2 separate regions of the Homo sapiens genome follow, and region 1 is linked to region 2. Evidence: chromatin loops called from intact Hi-C (ENCODE). Cell type or tissue: adrenal gland. All regions are shown on one strand. Each heading gives the region's core, and the rest is flanking DNA. Links, peaks and the distances in the headings are about the cores only. Region 1 overlaps STOML1 (stomatin like 1). Region 2 has its middle 28 kb from the start of GOLGA6A.

Region 1 (10,343 bases), core at 2,632-7,631, 71 kb after region 2:
GCAAACTTGTCCCTGAGAAGAGGAAGTGGCCCCGGCAGACATTCTTGGGGTCTGCCCCTTAGTTTTTACCCCTCACTGCTCTGCCATGATGACACTGGCTTCTACAGCTCTCATTCCGGGCCTGACTCATGGGGCAGGCAGATGGGTGATGGAGCAGGGACCCTCCCAGCCCAGTCACCTGCTGGGGAATTCCAGGCTCACCATGCAGCGTGTGCATGCTTGTGATTTTTGTTTCCTTGTTTGGAACAGAACAAAGGAACATGAGGACATTTGGATCTTTTTCCTGCCTCTTCTCCATGTGTATATTGGAGTTTGCCCTAAATCTCTTCTGCTACAAGATGGGGTAGAAATAAATACACATGCAGAGTTGTGTCCCCTGCAGCCACACTCAACTTGTGCTTCCTCTTGTGTCCTGACAGGGGAATGTAGGTGACATTTCTCCCCATTCCTCTTGGCTCTGCTTTGCCCTGGGGAATCAAGGTTAGAGGACAGTCGGGGGAATGGGATAAATGCCAGTCCTGGAGGTCCCACTGGAAGCAGCGAGGGGAAATTCCTGAGGAAATACTATTTGAGATCCTAACAGTAGCTCTTACGTGCTTAGCAGTTTATGGTTTACAAAGTCCTTTTGTCTGGCCCAGCATTTCTGAGCTTGACATTTTTTGCTGCAAGTCGGTACTACTGTTTTATTTTGGAGGGAGGAAGCTAAGGCTAAGAAATAATTTGACTTGCCTCTGAGAGCTATGGTCAAGGGCAGAGCTGAGCCATAGCTAGACCACCTGCCTCCATCCCACCATCGCCCCTCAATCCAGTGCTTGATCTAACACAACTCAGATAGCAAGTGGATAACAACTTTTATTCATAAAACCATGCCCCGTGTTAATTCACCTTTAGGAAGAGAAAACTGATCTCAGTCTTGTTGCACATTGTTTTGATGTGAGACAGGCAGTTTGGGGAGGTCAGTTCCACACCAGGATGTGAGAGTCCTTTAAGTCCCATTTCCCAGACTGAGTGAGCACCTGGTAGAGTGAGAGCTGTGCCTGTGGTTGAGACAGAACCTCAGGAGGTCCAGCACACCGCCCTCAGGCCCTGGTTCAGGCGTACACTTATTCACATGCCCCTTTTTGCCTGATTTTCTTCTAGAGAAATCAGAGTCCCCACCTCTCACTTGCTGGACCTTCCTTAGCCAGTTACCACTCCTTACCTGCCAGTGCTCCAGGCCAGCTGCCTCAGCCCTTCACTGCCCTCCTCCAGCCCCACCACTGCTCATTGCTCTCTGCAGCAGGCCTTGCCTCCTAACACTCAGGAGAAAAACTCTAGGATGAGCACTCTGCTTCCTCCAGTTTCACCCCTTCAAACCCACCTGCCTCTGTGCTGCTTTCCTGCCTCCTTGCCCTTCTGCCTCCCCTCTCTGAGGCTCATCCCTGTACTGCGCAGTGCTGTGGGCCCCCTGCTATCCCAGGATGCCTTCCCTCCACTCCATGCACTCTCTCTCTGTCACCTCTCCTTTCTGTGTAGAAATGTGCCCTCCCTTTGCCACAGTGCCCTCTAGCTCCCACTCCCTTTCTCCCCTTTTCTTCTGCAAGACTTTCATCCATGCTCCCAGCCCCTGCCCCTACATCCTTCATCCTGGCCTCCTTGGGCTCCCAAGACAGCGCTGGCCAACATCACAGTGACCTCCCACATGCCAGCCCAGTGGGCACCTCTCAGCCCTTCCCTTACATCACCTGGTGGCAGCATTTGACATGGTCGACCCAGCCCCCAGCCCCCAGAACCCCCTGTACTTCCTCCTTCCCTGTCATCCCTGGTTACTGCCACTTATTCTCCTGCCCTTGAGTTTCCAGGGTTTCATCACTGGCCTCTTCTCATCTGTGACCTCCCTGGGAGAGCTCATCCATCTGGGCTGTCTGCTGCCTGTGGATGCTGATTATTCACAATGTCCTGCCCTAGCCCTGATGCTTCTGTACCCTGGGCCATTTCTCCAGCTGCCTACTGGACAATTGACTGCCCCACAGACACCTCAAGCTTACAGTAGTAAAAAAAAAAAAAAAAGTTGCCATCCCTCCCTTCCCACCCCCGTGTGTCCTCTCTAGTGAATGCCACACTCATCCATTCAGGAGCCTGACTCCTCCCCACTCCCGCCCCCTCTCATATCATTGCACACATCGAGGCAGCCCCGAGCCTGGTGCTTGCACTTCTCTAGTGCCCTGTTGTGGCTCAGTACAGTTGATAGAGGCATGCCTCCCTCAGTGGATCTTGGCTTCACAGCTCCCCTCCACCCTCGCCAGAGCTGCATCATTCCTTGGCTGTATTTTGAAACAATGTCTTCCTTGGTCTCCATCCCTCCCCTCAGCCCCCTATAATCCAGCATCCACAGCAGCCAGGAGGATCTTGCCTTAAAGCAAGTCTGCTGTATCACCTCCCTGCTCAAACTCCTCCCTGGGGCTCTTTGTTGCCTCAGAATAAATCAAAGTAAGCAGAAACACCCCACCTCTGACCCCTCAGCTGTCTCCAGTCCTCAGCCGACATGTGAGGGTCCAGCTAAATGGAACTCTGGTTCCTCGCAGCTCCACGAACATGCCAGGTTTTCTTGTCTGGGGTTTTGCACATGCTGTTCCTGTTGCTGGAAGGGTCCTCCTCCACCTGAGGACTCCCTCCTGCTGGCACCACCCTCCTCTGCTGGGGGCTCACCACAGGCCTTGCTTCTGTCTTGGCACTTACCACAGCTGAAAGGTCATTGCCCTCTGCCTGTGTTCCCAGGCTAGGAGTGTCTCAAGGGCGGTGTGGTGCCTCCATGTCCATGCACGGCCACACAGTCTGCCCAAAGAAGGTGCTCAGGAAAGGTTTGTTGAATTAATTACATTTCTCCTCACACTGTCCTCCAGCTGGAGATCAACGATGTGACCAGGGCCTGGGGGCTGGAGGTAGACCGCGTGGAGCTGGCAGTGGAGGCCGTGCTCCAGCCGCCCCAGGACAGCCCAGCTGGGCCCAACCTGGACAGCACCCTCCAGCAGCTGGCCCTGCACTTCCTGGGAGGAAGCATGAACTCAATGGCAGGAGGTGCCCCGTCCCCGGGGCCAGGTGAGGAGCCCTGGGGAGGAGAGCGGGGGTGTTTACCAGCTTGGTGCCAGCACAGACTTTGCTCACTATCCCAGCAGCTCTGTGCAGTACACACCCTGCACAGATGTTCAGCCCACACTGACCACAGCCAAGGCAGTGAGAGGAGGCCAGGTGTCTGAGTGTGTAGAGGCCATTGGCAGCCTCCATGGGAGGAGGCGACATCACCAGAAGGGCAGCTGGAAAGAATTTTATATCTGAGGCTGGAGTAGTTTAGAAACTGAGTTTGCAGTTTAGGCTGAAAACTCAGGGGCACCTTTCTGGTAGAGGAGGAAGTTGAACAGAGGCCTGAAGGGGATCTAAGAGGAAACTGCCACAAAAGGTGCAGAGGCCACAGTGAGTGGTCCTGACCTTGGCAACACGATGACCTCCTCTCTGCCTCCTTCCCCAACCCTGTTGGCCACCCCCAGCAGACACCGTGGAGATGGTGAGTGAAGTTGAGCCACCTGCCCCTCAAGTTGGTGCCAGGTCCAGTCCGAAGCAGCCTCTGGCGGAGGGGCTACTGACTGCTCTACAGCCCTTCCTGTCTGAGGCCCTGGTCAGCCAAGTCGGGGCCTGCTACCAGTTCAATGTCGTCCTGCCCAGCGGCACCCAAAGCGCCTACTTCCTGGACCTCACTACAGGTGCCGCTGCCCTCCTTGCCTCTCCTTCCCATCCAGCTTGCTAGGTTTCTTGTTACCTACCCCAGTGGTGCTCTCGTAGACTGCCCCCTGCTCCTGCCAATAATTTGGGGTGAACCCATGGCAGGCAGGGGCTCAGACACCATTTCCAGGCATTAACTATGCCCTGGTCTCCCCGCCATCCGCAGGACAATGCAGCCAGGCTTCCAATACCAAGAGGCCTGCCCGTGTTACAGGCCTGCTGCCTGTCAGGCTCTGTGCCAAGTACTTTTTGTACATTATCTCACCCACTTCTCACCATGAGCCTATGCTTTAGGAATTGTCATCTCTAAAGGAATTATCATCACAGATTTGGAAACTGAGGATCCAAGAGTTCACACAGCCAATAAGACTCAAACCCAGGGTATTAGAACCCAAACTCTTAACCAGTACTCTCCTCCCAATGGGAAATACCAGCCCCTCCCACCCCCATAGATCTCCTTCACGTTCCTCCATTCCCCTACTGACACTCGGTTTTCTTTTGCCCCACAGGACGAGGAAGAGTGGGACACGGGGTGCCTGATGGCATCCCTGATGTGGTGGTGGAGATGGCCGAGGCAGACCTGCGGGCCCTGCTATGCAGAGAGCTGCGGCCCCTGGGGGCCTACATGAGTGGACGGCTGAAGGTGAAGGGCGACCTGGCTATGGCCATGAAGCTGGAGGCTGTCCTCAGGGCCTTGAAGTAGCAGCCTTGGCTGACTTTCCAGAGCCCAGTCCCAAGCCTGGCACCAAGCCTGAGGGGCCTCTTGGAGGAGGAGGTGTTCATCTGCACCACAGAGAGTTGAGGCCCTAACAAATTTCAGGCCCAGCCAAGAGCCCATGAATGGAGGCTGCAGGAGGCTGAGTCCGGCTGCCATGCACGTCTCCCCTACAGTGGTTCTCTGGACAAGGCTTTGTCCATCCCGGTCCCCAGCTGAGTGCCCAGCGCTGAGCTGGGTGCACGGTGTGATTCCAGGAGGAGAGCCAGGCCTGCCCTGCCCTGCTGGCTTCCTGACTGGAGAGACAGGACCCACAGAAACAGCCTGACAGCAGCTGGTTTGGTCCTTGTGTGAGGGACCAAGCATGTGGCCCAGGCTCTAAGCTCTGCGGGGATTGGAGAGGGATGGGGAGGGAAGGGAAGGCAGCTCCAAGAAGAGGTCCCTGTGGCGAAGTTACCTGGGGATCCTGGCTGGCCCACCTTCCTGGCTGCAGTCCAGGCCCGTGCTGGCGGGATTGGGCATGGGAAGGAGCAGGGCCTGCTGCTTCCCTGGCGCTGCTCCCAAAGATTTCTGACTCATCTGCCAGCTCTGTCCTGCATGCCTGGCGAGCTGGGGCCCAGGGCAGCATGAAGGAGAGCCCTGCGTTCTGTGCTTCTTACCAGAGGTTTGCAAGCCTCAGACAAATAAATGTGGTGTTTACAATGTATAAAAGAGAAGAAGCCAAGCGGGGCTCCTGGGGGCATGGGGTGGGCTAGGAGGGTCCACAAGGTCCATGCTGCCAGCCCAGGCAGGGATTGACATCCTGGTGGCTGACACAGACAGACCCTCACAATATTTGAAGCTCCTTCTCCTGAGTGTCTCAAAGCCCCTGGAAGCAAGGGTGGGGCTGGGTGGGGAGTTCTGTTCCTCTTTGTAGTGGGATACAGGTTCACCAGGAAAGGAAGGCATGAGTGTGCCAGAGTGTCCTGCAAACACTGAGGGGCAGGTGGGGTGGTCATATCCCATTCAAGAGAGGAGTTGGGGCCACCGTCAGCTTCCCCTCCTGGTACACTCTGTCACTGCTTCTCCGCTCGCTGACGGGAAGGAAACAGTCATTGAGGTCTGGCCCCAGGCCCAGCCCAGCCCTGCTTTCTGCTCCAGTACTCTCGCCCAAACCCCAGGGGCCCCAGAGAAGGGGGCCTCTGACTTCTTGAGTCCTAAGAAAGGAATCTTACTCCTTGGAGAGACTTCTGGGAAAAACAAAACCACAAAAATCAAAGCCTCCCCTTAAGAACAGCCCCCAGCCTGTCCTGTGGCACCGCAACTTCCCTCTCCCCCAAGGGGTCTCTGCCCTTCCTGGGTGCCTGGCTCTGTCTTGTTTGCTGTCTGTCCCTGCCTTTGCCAGACACTGCCTTGTCCCGCCTCCTGGAGGTCCTCCACATTGCCTGAGGCACCTCCCTAAAGCCCAGCACAGACCCCTCTGTCACTGCCATGGCCATTGAGGTTCAGGTTTCCAGGGCCCCTTCCTAGAGTCCCAGGCTGCTGCACCTGCTGTTGCCCCTTTGCCTACTTGGAGGCCTCTCATGGGCCCTCCCAGGGCTTTCTAGCTGAGGCTGTCTGTTCCAAAGCCTGCCCTCCAATCCCCGCAGCCACACTGTGGCCACCCTTTGAGGCCCAGTGAGACTTGTCCTCTGTGCCCTTGCCTGGCTCTCTGCACCCATTCCACATTGTGTGTTTCTGCTCCTTGCATATATGGCTGCCCTCCCTGCTGGACTGGGAGCTTCCTGCATCAGCATTCACCTGTGGATTCCTTCCATTGCTATTACACAGTATATGAAGGGCTGCCCAGGAAACCCCAGGCATCTTCACCATGAAAGCTGGCACGGCCCCTTGGCTGGGGTAGGGCTGGAGGGTAGGGAAGACAGGAAAAATGAGATCACAACTTAGGGGAAACCCAAACTCTTCTTTGTGAGCATGGGAAGATCAACATAACGTTTAGGGGAAACCGAAACTTTTCTGGATGTCTGTGTAGGTGGAGAGTAAGGCCTGCCCCTGCCATGAATCCCCACCCTGTGGAGGGGAGCTCGATCCTTGGCCAGCACTCCAGGACTACAGAGGACTGAGCAGACCCTGCAGTCCACAGGGGAGGAAGGACAAGGGCCACCTAAAGGGTCGGTGTGAAGAGGGAGGAGGAGGGTGTGTGTCAATCAGAGAAGGCTTTCCTGAGGAGGTGATGTCCTCCACATCCCAGCTACCAAGTAGGTGGACAATAAGAAGAGATGGGGAAAATCATTCAGCAGAGGAGAAGTCCCTGCAAGGGCACAGCTGGAAGAGGCAGTCAGGCAACTGGGCTTCGGGGAACTAGAACCTGAAGTACCAGACAGGTTGTGTGCGGGCATTTGAGGGGCAGGGTATAGAAATAGTAACCATTACTGTGTGCCAAATATGTCCTTATACCGGACTAGACACTTCTTATTATATTTTTCTTCAAGATAACCTGGTGAATAATGATAATAGTTTAAGTATCCTAGTTAATATATTAATATATAATGTGTTATTTTGATGTTATTGAAAAGTATTTTATTTTTTTTTGAAACAAGAGTCTTACTCTGTTGCCCATGTTAGAGTACAGTACAATCTCAGCTCACTGCAACCTCTACCTCCCGGATTCAAGTGATTCTCCTGCCTCAGACACCTGAGTAGCCAGGATTATAGGCGCATACCACCACACCTGGTTAATTTTTGTATTTTTAGTAGAGATGGGATTTCACCATGTTGACCAGGCTGGTCTCGAACTCCTGACCTCAAGTGATCTGCCTGCCTAGGCCTCCCAAAGTGCTGGGATTATAGGTGTGAGCCACCGCACCTGGCCTTATTTTTAAGCATTTAAAAAAAATTTTTTAGACCGTCTTGCTCTATCACCCAGGCTGGAGTGCAGTGGCATGATCATAGCTCACTGTAGCCTTGAACTCTGGGGCTCAAACGATCCTCTTGCCTCAGCTTCCTGAGTAGCTGGGACCACAGGTTGTGCCACCACAACCGGCTAATTTTTAAAATCTCTTTTGTAGAGATAAGGATGTCTCCCCATGTTGCTCAGGCTGGTCTTGAACTCCTGGGCTCGCAGGATCCTCCCACCACAGCCTCCCAAAGTGCTGGGATTACAGGTGTGAGCCACTGTACCCAGCCAATATTTAAATTTTGGTTGGCTAAACATTTAAAAAGATAGGAAAGCATATTATGAAAATTCTCCCTCCACACATATTTCCCATGCCTTCCCCCATCCCCTGCGATTAGTTTCTTGGTAATTCTTCCTGAAGGTTTTGTTTTTTAAAAAAAAATATATGCAAGAAAATCCAAATATGTATCTTCTGGGTTTTTGTTGTTCCTGTTTTTATACAAATGGCAACATAGAAACACAATGTTGCCTTTTTCACTTAACATTACCCACTGAGGATCTTTCCATGTTACCACAGACAGCCTTTCCCTGTGCTTTCTTGTACTTACATAGGATTCCACAGTATGGATGTATCATAAATTATTCAACCTGTCGTGGACCGATAGACATTTTGATTATTTCTTGTGTTTTGCTATTTTAAATACTTTTGCAATGAATAACCTTTAACATGTGCTATTTGTGGTAGAGTTTATCTATAAGATAAAATCCTAGAAGTGGAATTGCTAAATCAAAGCATTTATAATTTAGTAAATATTGCCAGAATACCTTCTCTGGGGATTATACCAATTTACACTCCCATTGTCAGTGGTGTTTTTTTCTCATAGTCATGTCAATACACTGTGTTATTAAACTTTTGGGTCTTTTGACATTCTGGAAAGTGAAAATTTGTATCTCAGTGTAATTTTTTTGTTTATTGTTCAAGTTATTTTTTTGTTTTTTGTTTGTTTGTTTTGAGACAGGGTCTCACTCTGTCTCCCAGGCTGGAGTGCAGTGCAGTGATTGTGGCTCACTGCAGCCTCAACCTCCCAGGCTTAAAGGATCACCATGCCTGGCTTTTTTTTTTTTTTTTTTTTTGTAGAGACAGGGCCTTCTCAAGCTGGTCTCTAACTCCTGGCCTCAAGTGATCCTCCCACCTGGCCCTGGCCCGCTAACTGCTAGGATTACAGGCATGAGCCATCTAGCCCAGCCTGTTTATTGTCCAATTGTTTATTGCTTTGTAAGTCTTGGATTTCTAGCTCCAGCAAAGAACAGGGTTTGGTTTGGTTTGGTTTCTCTTCCCCTAGCATTTACATATTTTTTAAAGGTGTAATTTACATACAACAAACACCCTTTTAAAATGTATTATTTGGCTGGCTTGCGCCTCTAATCCCAGCACTTTGGGAGGCCGAGGCAGGTGGATCACCTGAGGTCAGGAGTTTGAGACCAGCCTGACCGATATGGTGAAACCCCATCTCTACTAAAAATACAAAATTTAGCCAGGCATGGTGGTACACGGCTGTAGTCCCAGCTACTCGGGAGGCTGAGACAGGAGAATTGCTTGAACCCAGGAGGTGGAAGTTGCAGTGAGTTGAGATCATGCCACTGCACTTTAGCCTGGGCAACAGAGTGAGACTCCATCTCAAAATTAAATAAATAAAGATAAAATAAAAAGTGTCATCTGAGGTGCTTTGACAAATGTGAACACCTGAGTAACCACCACCCCCTACAATCAAATACAAAACATTCCCATCCACTCACAAAGTTCTCCACGTCACTTCCCGTCAGTGCTTGCCACCTCCAGCTTTGAGCAGCCACTGACCTTTCCATAACCGCTGATCACATTTCACTTTTCTAGCATTTCATATGAATGAAATGAGTGCACAGTACTCTTCTGTGTCTAGCTTTTTCCCCCTCACTGTAATGGTTTTGAGAGTAATACATGTTATTCTGTGTATCTGTAGTTTGTTGTATTGCCAACACATTCCATTGTCTAGATAGAGGCACAATGTATTCATTCATCCATTGATGAACATTTGAGTAGTTTTCAGGTTTGGTTATTAAATAAAGCTCCTCCAGACATCTGTGTACAAGTCTTTGTTTGGACATATATTTTCATCTGGGTAAATACCTAGAATTGCTGGATTGAAAAACTGTCAAACATTTCCAAAGTGGTCCTGTCAACATGCGGTATAGTCAGTCTTTTAAACTTTAGCCACTCTAACAGGTGTGACTGACAATGTTGAGCCACTTTTAATTTGCTTATTGGGCACGTGTCTTCTTTTGTGAACTATCTGTTCAATATTTTGCTTATTTAAGAAATGGGCTATTAATATTGTTGAGCTTTAAAAGTTCTTAGTATAGCTGGATGCAGTGACACATGCCTATATTCCCAGGTACTTGGGAGGCTAAGGGAGGATCAGTTGAGCCCAGAAGTTCGAGGCCAGCCTGGACAACACAGCAAGACCTGATCTCTTAAAAGAAGAAGAAAGAAAGAAAAAAGAGAGAGAGAGACTCTCCATACGTTGCCTAGGCTGAGTGCAGAGGCACAATCCTGGCTCACTGCAGCCTCAACCTCCTGGGCTCAAGCAATCCTCCCCACTCAGCCTCCCAAGTAGTTGGCATTATAGGTATACATTACCAAACCTGGCTAATTTTTATATTTTTTGTAGAAACAGGGTTTTGCCACATTGCCCAGGCTGGTCTCAAACACCTGAGCTCAAGTTATATACCTGCCTTGGCCTCTCAAAGTGCTGGAATTATAGGCATGAGACACCTTGCCTGACCTGTGATCCATTTTCGAATTAATTTTTGTATATGGTGTGAAGTAAAAGTTGACGTTCTTTTTTTTCATGGTGATATCCAATCGTTCCAGCACTTTTTGTTTAAAGGTATCTTTTCCCCATTGAATTACCTAGAAACCTTTTCATTTGCTTTTGTGTTATTTTGAGTGAGGTTGAG
Region 2 (10,343 bases), core at 3,515-8,514:
CACAGGGGGAATGATTGGTAGAGACTACTGTTCAGCCATCTTGCTCTGCCCCTCCTCCCTCACTTAACTTTACCTCCTAAGAGCCCTGTTTCCAAATACAATCATATAGTGGGTTAGGGCTCCAAGTATGAACTTTTGGGAGACACAATTCAGTCTATAGCATTTGGACTTGGGAAGAGGGAGGAAAAGAACACGCACAGGAAGGTCACAGTGTAAGCAACAGTATGGAGGTGGGAAAGTTCAGCTCATGGATAGGAAAAATTGATCCAAGTTGGCAGGGCCCACAGGGAGATGTGGTGCGGTGGTGAGTGGCGGCCACATCAAAAGAACCTTGAATGCCAGGCTGAGGTGGGAGGCATTTCCTGTTGTGTAGAAGATGCCATGAGGTGGTGAGGAGGGTAACATGATGAAAGGACATTTGGGAGGATGGATCTGGCATCAGTGATGGGTGGGGATAAGGGGTGAACAAAGCTGGAGGCCAGGAAACTGGACACATGGCCCAGAGTTCAGGCTTAGGCTGTTCAAATGTAGTTTCCACACTGAGTTCCCATGTGGATCCAAGCATGCAGCGGGTAGATGATTTGGAAAAGCAAAACCATTCTCTTCCCATTACCACAGAGTTTCCCAGTTGAGTTCATCACCAGAGTCCTACACATCAGTCGACCTGCCCCAAACTCTGTCCCTAGAGGCTGTGACCCAGAGGGAGCCCTTGTCCAGCTGTAGCCCGGGGACACTGCAGCCTGAGCAGGACTGCACCTGTTCCCTCCCAGGAGCCTTATCTCTGTCTAGCCAGGCTTTGGCTTCAAATGCCCTCAGCTTTGGCTTCAAAACCTCCTGGGTCAGATTCATGAGGGATCTGGTCTTCTTTGGTTTAGGGATTTTTAAATAGCTTTTTCAAGCAGGCAGTAGATCAACTCTGCTTGGTTACCTCTAAGAACTGGCTACAACTCACAGAGATCTATTATACTTATAGCTGTGGTTTGATTACATGGAAAGGATACAGATTAAAATCAGCCAGGGGAAGAAAGGCATAGGGCTGAGTCCAGGAGGGCACCAGGCATAGGGCTGAGTCCAGGAGGGTACCATGCACAGAGTGTCCATTATCCCTTCCCCATGCAGTCAGAGTGCACTGCCTTCCCAGCTTTGCTATGTGCCAATACACATGGAGTATTCCCAGCCAGTGAGGCTCCCTCAAGCCTCAGTGTTCAGGGTTTTTACTGGAACTTCATCACAGAGGCATGCTTGATTGTCCATGTGGCTGCTCTCAGTTTCCAGTCTCCTGTCCTTCCAGGGATGACCTAAAGCCCAGACTCTAAATCACTTAGTTGCTTTTCCTGGCCTGGCTAGTCCCCACCCTAACTATTATTATTAGACCAGCCATCATGAGTTAAGATCCCCACGCAAACATATTCCTATCAGGTATTACATGTTGACAGTTACGTCCCAGGAGTCTAGGACAAAGGCCAGACCTCTTTTTTGGTCAATGTTAACTTTTATTTGAAACTATACAACATGCCATCACCCTGTTATCCTTTCTATCTTCAAAATAACCCTAATTGGTGGGTAAGGATGTTTATTATTATAAACAAGATCTCAAGAGGGAAGATGCTTGGGCAAGGTTGCACAGTTGATCCTGGACTCATGGTATGAGACTCTTTCCACTCTCTGAGAGCCCCGAGTCCTGAGAAGATGATGGAAACAAGGTGTGTATATGTGTGTGTGCACGTGTGTGTTTGTGTAAATGTATATCTAATGAGTATGTGTGGATATGTGTATGTCTCTGTGTGTATACATTTGGATGTCTGTGTGTGTATATGCATGTTTGTGTGTGTGTGTGTGTGTGTGTGTGTGTGTGTACAGTGGTGTACACCTGTAATGCCAGCTACTCAGGAGGCAGACAGGGGAAGATCACTTGAACCCAGGAGTTTGAGAGAGAGAGAAAATTTCAATGACCTTTTTCTTGCAGTTAGAAGATAAAACCCGGGGCTGGGCATAAAGAGACAAAGCACAGCGTACAGAGGCAGAGAAATGTCTAATAAAAACAAGTGACCAAGAATTAATTAGTTCATCTATAAAGAAATATAGCACTTAAGCAGCAGATTAAAACTGGAAGATAATTTCCTCTAGAACCCTGATAATCTTTGTGAGAAAACTGTTGGCCACATATGTTAATTGCCAAAACTCACAGGGCCCTGTGCAACAGAATTGGGGAGAAAAACCACCTTTTTTAAACTCACTATGCTACAAGCAGCATTCAACTCTTTCTCAATTAAGATTTCACAAACCTACCTCCAGCTTCCAGATGGTGAGGGAAAGTGTGATCAGATTTTACGATAAATTGTGCCTGTCTCTGAGCCCATCTCCTCCCATTGAAGAGAAGGAAAATGAGGTGAGCGCATTACAGCCCTGCCTGACAAAAGTCACAAGGGAAGCAAATGATTATTATTTAAAACCAGAGAGTCCTATAATTTATTCATGAATGCTACACATTCTGTATCAGATCTTCCATTTTGATTTACTTGTATTCTTTGAAGCAAATTTATAAGATTCAAATTATTCAGAAAATGCTCCCAGGTAAATAGAAGAAAACACTTTAACCACATGAAGTATCATGCTACACAATATGGTGTGGTGGTGAAGGGTGCAGGCTCTAAAACCAGAAAACAGGTTCAAGTCCTGGCCCTACCACCTTGGCAAGGTTACATGGTCTCTCTGTGCCTCCATTTCCCCATCTAAAATGTGGGAATGACAATAATAGTGTCTATTTCACAGAGCTGTTTTGAGGAAAATAATATATGTAAAGCACTGTGAACAGCAGTCAGTGCTATATAAGTGTTTGCTCTAGTTATTTTAACATTTCAGATGATAAATATCTACCCTGTTATTCAGATGACAAGCGTCCCTAAGCTGATAACATGATGAAGAGCTTTTGGGTTTCTTAATTTCCATCAGTTTTGTGAGGGAAAAAATACCACATGAAGAAGAGCAACTGAAGCAGGCGTGAGGAGGAAACTTGGCTTAAGATTGGGGGGCTTGGGGTTATTAGGCTTTCATCTTCTAAAATGTCCTAAGCTCCACTGATAAGAAGACGCTTAGTATCAATCTAGCTAAAAAGGACCAATAGGCCCCAAAAGACACTGAGTTAGAGACAAAAATAGAAGGGTAATAAATGAAATATGGAAAACTACACAACCAGAAAAATAAACAGCTACCAGTACCCAAAACGTGGCTAAATCTCACAGGATTCTGTTGAATGAAAGAAGCCAGCCACAAACGCGCACATACTGAATGATCCCATTTATATGAAGTTCAAGAACAGGCAAAACTAATCCATGGTGACAGAGGTCAGGATCCTGGTTAACTGTGAGGGGACAGCAACTGAGAAGGGGCAAGAGGGAGCCCTCTGTGCTGATGGGAACATCCTGTATCTTGAGCTGAGTGTTGGTTACATGAGTGTGCACATATGTAAATACTATTGAGTTGACTGGGCGTGGTGACTCACACCTGTAATCCCAGCACTTTGGGAGGCCTAGGCAGGTGGATCACTTGAGGTCAGGAGTTCAAGACCAGCCTGGTCAACATGGTGAAACCCCATCTCTACTACCATACAAAAATTAGCCAGGCGTGGTGGCAGGCGCCTATAATCCCAGCTACTCAGGAGGCTGAGGCTGGAGAATCACTTGAACCCGGGAGGCAGAGGTTGCAGTGAGCCAAGATCTTGCCACTGCACTCCAGTCTGGGCAACAGAGCAAGACTCCATCTCAAAAACAAAAAACAAACCAAAAAACGATAGTACAAAGTTGTAACTTTAGGTATATGCACCTCACTGTATGTAAGATACTGTCTTAGTCCATTTGTGGTGTTATAACAAAATATCTGAGACTGGGTAACGGGTAAAGAAAAAAAATGTGTTTCTCACAGTTTTGGTGTCTGAGAAGTCCAAGATCAAGGGGCCAGCAGGCTTGTAGTCTCGCAAGGGCTGCTCCTGCTTCCAAGATGGCACCTTGAACAGTGTCCTAACATGGTGGAAAGGACAGAAAAACAAAAGAAAACAGAGCTAGGTAGTTCCCTCAAGCCCTTTCATAAGGTCACTAACCCCATTCATGAGGGGGCTCCTCCCTTACAGCTTAGTCATCTCCTAGACTCCACCTCTTAATTCTATCACATTGGGGATTAAGTTCCAGTATGAATTTTAAAGGAGACACAATCATTCCAACCATAGCAAATATGCTTTACTAAAAAAAAAAAAAAAAAAAAAAAAAAAAAAGGAATACCTTGTCTCTAAACATAATATTTTAAGAGTTTATATATTTATAGCCCAATTTTCCACTTGCTTAATGACGACGAGTGTCATTCTTAGCTGAGAAAAGTTTCAGTAAATTATTTTTCTCACATTATCTATTAATATCTTATTCAGATAAAACCAAATTTCTAACCTGGATTTTAGGTTAAGACAGGAACCATAGTCATTTGTTGCAATGTGAGAATGACAAGAGAGAGATATTAACTAGCAGAATCCAACTATAAAACTAAATTTAACGGCACAGTTCTCTACTAATGACTCCCCTAGACAAATCATTACTTGGATATCAATGAATCAACTAAAAATGGACGTGAAAACAGTTCGAGTCCTTTTTGCAATGGATGGATGTTTTCAAGACTATTAAGTGAAGAGGGTTCAGAAACAAGGGGATAAATGGCATGCTAATTTGGGGTTGAATGGAGTAATGAGATGATCTTGGAAATACAAGAATCCTGCTTAATGGGACTTGTCTACTTGCAATTCAATAAACCAATATACGTAAATTAAAAGAGACGAAGGAAATGAGCACTCAGAACAAAATTACAGGAATAGGGCCGGGCACAGTGGCTCATGCCTGTAATCCCAGCACTTTAGTAAGCTGAGGCGGGCAAATCACCTGAGGTCAGGAGTTTCTGACCAGCCTGGCCAACGTGGTGAAGCCCCGTCTCTACTAAAAATACAAAAATTAACCAGGCATGGTGGCGCGTGCCTATAGTACCAGATACTTGGGAGGCTGAGGCAGGAGAATGGCATAAAACCAGGAGGCAGAGCTTGCAGTGAGCCGAGATTGCACCATTGCACTCCAGCCTGCACGACAGAGCGAGACTCCGTCTCAAAAAAAAAAAAAAATTACAGGAATACATTTAGCAAAGAGGCACCAAAATTGAGATAAGAGCCACTGTCCCACCTGTGACATCTTCTGACATCTTTCATTCTTGAGTCATGGGGGTTGCAAGCCAGGGAACAGAGTCTTCTGCCTGGAAGCTAAAACCAGGTTTTGGGGTAGGTTCAGAGAGACTGTTCAGACTGAATATGCATGTTGCCAGGTCAAAAATATCCCGATTGCAAGAGCATTTGCAAAGACAATGGTGCTCAGGGAAAGATAATGCTGTGTGTTTAAAAGGGAAAAAAATTAAAAGAATGGAAACAAAGAAGAAAAAGTGACCGGAGGGTAGGGTGACCATATGTTCTGGTTTGCAAGGTACAGCTAAAGTTATGTCTGCTGTCCTCGTGCAATTATTATAGTGCCCCTTTCACTCTCTTAAGTGTCTGGATTTGGATGATAAAGCATATGATCACCCTACCAAAGACAGGAAGTTAGCCAGAAGACCCATGTATCCATTTTAAACGGTGCGGCCTGATCTGTAGTCACGCTCATGCTGCTGCGCAGCTGAGCGCTCTGCACCACCTCTGCCTCGCCCTACCACGCCCTGCCTGGGTCTCCTGGAAGGCTGGAGCGGAACCCACGATCCTGCGCTGCTCTGGTGCCACCTGCAGGTTACATGGGGGAACTGCTTCTCCACCACCCCCACCCCCCTCTACCCCCACCCTCCTCCACCCCCACCCCACTATCCTCCACGCCGCCTCCCCACCCCACCCCAACCCTCGACAGCCATGGACTTGGCCAAAAGACATTCAGAGCAAGTGAAGCCCTGCCTGGGGAGTTGGCTGGAGCCAACAAAAGCCCGCGTTACACAATCAGACCAGCCCACTTTAAACTAACAAAGCCAAGCTCCTCTTCCTACCCACTCCTGTCCTGTCTCATTTTGTAGATGGTAAACTGAAGCCTAATTCAGAATTTTCATTGGCATTGTGTCCAGAAATGGTGGGTTCTTGGTCTCACTGACTTAAAGAATAAAGCCACAGACCCTCGCGGTGTGTGTTACAGTTACACGCCTCGCGGCGTGTCCAGAGTTTGTTCCTTCTGGTGGTGGGCGTTTGTTCTTTCTGGGGGGTTCGTGGTCTTGCTGGCTCAGGAATGAAGCTGCAGACATTTGCCGTGAGTGCTACAACTCTTAAGGTGGTGCTTCTGGACTTGTTCCTTTCTCCAGGGGGGTTGGTGGTCTCGCTGGCTTCCGAAGTGAAGCTGCAGACCTTCGCCGTGAGCCTTACAGCTCATAAAGTCACCGTGAACTGAAAAAGCAAGCGGTAACAAGATTTATTTCAAAGACCAAAAAAAACAAACCCCCACAACGTCAAAGGGAATCTAAGCATCATTGCCACTGCTGGCTGGGGCGGGGGGGGGCGGGGGGGGCAGCCTGCTTTTATTCTCTTACCTGGCCCTACCCACATCCTGCTGATTGGTCCATTTTACAGAGAGCTGATTGGTCCGTTTTGACAGGGTGCTGATTGGTGTGTTTACAATCCCTGAGCTAGACACAAAAGTTCTCTATGTCCCCACTAGATTAGCTAGATACAGAGTGTGGATTGGTGTATTTACAAACCCTGAGCTAGACACAGAGTGCTGATTGGTGCATTTACAAACCTTGAGCTAGATACAGAGTGCCGATTGGTGCATTCACAATCCCTTAGCTAGACATAAAGGTTCTCCAAGCCCCCACCAGAGTAACTAGATACAGAGTGCCCATTGGTGCATTCACAAACCCTGAGCTAGACACAGCGTGCTGATTGGTGTGTTTACAAACCTTGAGCTAGAGACAGGGTGCTGATTGGTGTATTTACAATCCCTTAGCTAGACATAAAGATTCTCCAAGTCCCCACCAGACTTAGGAGCCCAGCTGGCTTCACCCAGTGGATCCCGCACGGGGGCCGCAGGTGGAGCTGCCTGCCAGTCCCGCGCCGTGCGCAGGCACTCCTCAGCCCTTGGGTGGTCGATGGGACTGGGTGCCATGGAGCAGGGGGTGGCGCTCGTCCTGGAGGCTCCGGCCGCACAGGAGCCCATAGCGGGGCGGTGGGGGGAGGCTCAGGCGTGGAGGGCTGCAGGTCCAGATCCCTGCCCCGCGGGGAGGCAGCTAAGGCCTGGCGAGAAGTCGAGCACAGCAGCTGCTGGCCCAGGTGCTAAGCCCCTCACTTGCGGGGGGCTGGCGGGGCCCGCTGGCCGCTCCCAGTGCTGGGCCTGCGGACCATGCCCACCCGGAACTCGCGCTGGCCCACAAGCGCCGCGCGCAGCCCCGGTTCCTGCCTGCGCCTCTCCCTCCACACCTCCCCGCAAGCTGAGGGAGCCGGCTCTGGCCTCGGCCAGCCCAGGAAGGGGCTCCCACCATGCAGTGGCGGGCTGAAGGGCTCCTCAAGTGCCGCCAAAGTGGGAGCCAAGGCAGGGGAGGCCCGAGAGCGAGCCAGGGCTGCCAGCAGGCTGTCACCTCTCAGTAGGATTGTGAAGCATACAGCTGGAGCTTCCCAGGTGACATTCCCCACATCTGTCTTTCCCCTAACACTTTAGGGTAGTGGGGAAGCAAGAGAGCTTAAGCTTACTAAGCTCCTACCGTGTACTGGCCAGAGTGGGCACTTTTCTTTCCAGCCTTGCAATTGATGGGAAATAGGTGATTGTACAAATAGGATACAGGATCAGAGTGGGCTGGCGATGTGCTCACAGTCTCTCAGCTGAAACTGGAATCCAGGAGTCTTTGACTCTAAAGCTAGTGCTCGTTTTGGGTCTCCAGCTTAAGCAATAGTTGCAAAATGCAAAGAGCACCATGAAAATCTAATATTGATCCATGTAAGACTGTATTGCAAACAGAAACATGGAGTGACTTCGTGGGGGGTGACGGCGAGATGGGGAGATTATCTCAGGTCTATGTAACCTGGGAAGTCTCCGAGAAAAATGAATGAAGCATGACTAAGTGCAATTTGTCTGATAAACAAAATCTGTCAGAACGTGGGGCTTTGTGGGTCCTGAGTGAAGGTGAACCCATAGTGCTGGATATTTGCTAAGGTGTTCTTTATAAAATCACTCAGGGCCTCAGTGCCTCCACCTTCTTCATGACCCTAGGTCCACTTGCCTCGGCCTCCCAAAGTGCTGGGATTACAGGCATGAGCCACTGCGCCCAGCTGGTTGGTCTGACTTACTGTGCAATCAATCCACCCTGGGGTCGGCCAGGGCTTTAAGGCTCTAGAACTGTAGGAGATAGTCAGTGCTCCTGAATTCCACCCCCAGGCCTTCTGCACTCAGTCTGAGAGGAATGATTTCAGGAAATCAGACAAGCAACACAGGATTTCACAATATCTCATACTTGTCTGACTGGCTAGCATTTTGGAAAATTTCTGCGGTTAGCTAGCTAGCTTTTGTAATGTGCTTGGCTATCAAGTTTGGGATATTTATAATATTTATAAACTGAATTTAGCACAGTCCAGGCAGCTGGTCTTAGTTTAAGGAAGTTCCTTGAGCCAAGAATGAAGGAATTTTCCCCTCACTTGACAGCAAATGCATTTTGTAAGGGTGAACAGAGACGTCCAAACTTCCTGTTTTTTGTTTTTGTTTGTTTGGTTGTTTCATTTTGTTTTTGTTTGTTTGCTTTTAGTATGGGGAGAATCTGTTGAAATTCTAGACTCTTCTCTCAACAGAGTCTCCACAGGTATTTGCTTTATTCAGGTCCAGCGGGTCTGGAGCTGACATCTGGATTCAGAGACAAAAATAAGTGACGGTACTGGCCCCATTCCTCCCCTAGCCCCAGGCTCAGCCTGTGCCTGTGCCTGGGACCAGGACCAAGGCCACTACAGGCGAGTGTGTTCTCAGAAACCTGGATCTCCATTCCCTTCCATCTCCCTCCATCTGGCCCACCTAGTCTCCACCCACATAGAGGTGCAGCCCGCATCCCACCCACTCCTTCCCGTGACCACTTCTTACCTACATTGTAACGGGGTGGGGCCTTACCCTAAATCATGCATTCTCAACAGAGGCATTATCACCCCACAGAGGATGAAAAGGCAGGGGAGGAAGGGCAGTTGACCATCTTGGCTATTACCATGGTTTCTGACCCTCCAAAGGCTCACAGTCCATACATATGTCCATGTAAGGAAGAAGTAAAACCATCTCTATTCGCAGATGATGCGATCTTGTATCTAGAAAATCCTATGGAATGTACAGTGTATCTATGGTATTAAAATTTCATACAGGGAGGCACAATTGGGAAAAGATGCTAAAAATGCTCCTTAAGAGGACAATAATAATAATTATAAAAAGGTCCAGAAACACTGCCCTAAATGAAAAAATTAAAATGAAAGTTCAAGCACAGGGATGAGAAGGTGGGGGTAGCTTCCAGAGACCTGCCTTCTGCATCACCTGAGACTGACAACTCAGGAGAGCACAGAAAGGAGAGAAGGAGAGACCAGGCAGCCTGTCCCCCAACACGTGGCCATGCGCTCCATGATGTAGGCCACAGATGGTGCCAGTCTAGACACAGGCTCCCCGCAGGCAAATCCCAGCTCTGCCACATACAAGTTTAATGACCCTGACGAGGTACTCAGCCTTGCTGCCCTGCTGTGCTCCTCTGTAGGAGGAAGATGGGCTGTAACCACATAGGACAGTTGGGAAGATTAAAGGTTACTTGTGCTAAATGGTGAAATCGTGTCTGGTACCCAGTTGTCTTACCTGGTTGTCCCATGCTCTCCCTCCTGGGCAGGATTGCCCACTCCTCAGTCCCTCCAATCCGATTGGTGTACATTGACCTTGTTGGAGTTGTGAGCTCAGGCAGAGCCCCTGCCAGGTGCTTCTAGAAGAGGATTTGGGGGAAAAGGCAGATTGAACTTGGGGTGCCTATTAGGGGGTCGAGAAGCTCCTGCCCATCTGTTCACAGTTCCATGGACTTTTCAGTTACTAAAGTCACAAAGACTTGTGGCCTGAAGAGTGACTTTAACTCCATTTCTAACTAAATTCCTAACTCACCCCAATTCTAACTCAATTCCTAATTCCTAAGGTTTATTCTCAACCTTAAGCACCAAATGTGCCCCTCCATCTGATCTAATCCCAAATCCTAACCTGGGGCCTCCCCTGAACTTTAGCTCTAACCCTCACCCCGATTCTAAGCCCACCCCATCCTTACCCCAGTTCTAACTTGGGCCCTATCCTTAGCTGTGGAGCTCA

Evidence for each region. Peaks named below come from ENCODE experiments on the same cell type or tissue, not always from the same donor. Only the 100,000 strongest peaks of a DNase experiment are listed, where the experiment ranks them.
Region 1: a loop joins it to region 2, with 5 times the contacts of the local background. A loop is called at or near these places in 39 of 110 quality-filtered maps.

What each region holds. Positions count from the first base shown.
Region 1 is chr15:73,978,053-73,988,395 of GRCh38, reverse strand. STOML1 (stomatin like 1) reads left to right here. Exons shown (of 7, transcript NM_004809.5): 5 at 2,883-3,078; 6 at 3,525-3,737; 7 at 4,266-9,470. The coding sequence ends at 4,459. Among named protein-coding and RNA genes, the nearest start is that of STOML1, 9.1 kb to the left of the region's middle. RefSeq lists enhancers at 121-180, 191-380, 1-433, 6,375-6,564. In adrenal gland, for the core only: no CTCF peak of the experiment used is centred there; DNase peaks (open chromatin) are centred at 4,945, 5,705, 5,965, 6,599 and 1 weaker place; H3K4me3 peaks cover 415 bases; H3K27ac peaks cover 4,252 bases.
Region 2 is chr15:74,049,652-74,059,994 of GRCh38, reverse strand. No RefSeq gene overlaps it. Among named protein-coding and RNA genes, the nearest start is that of GOLGA6A, 28 kb to the left of the region's middle. In adrenal gland, for the core only: a CTCF peak has its summit at 5,636; a DNase peak (open chromatin) is centred at 5,764; H3K27ac peaks cover 1,614 bases.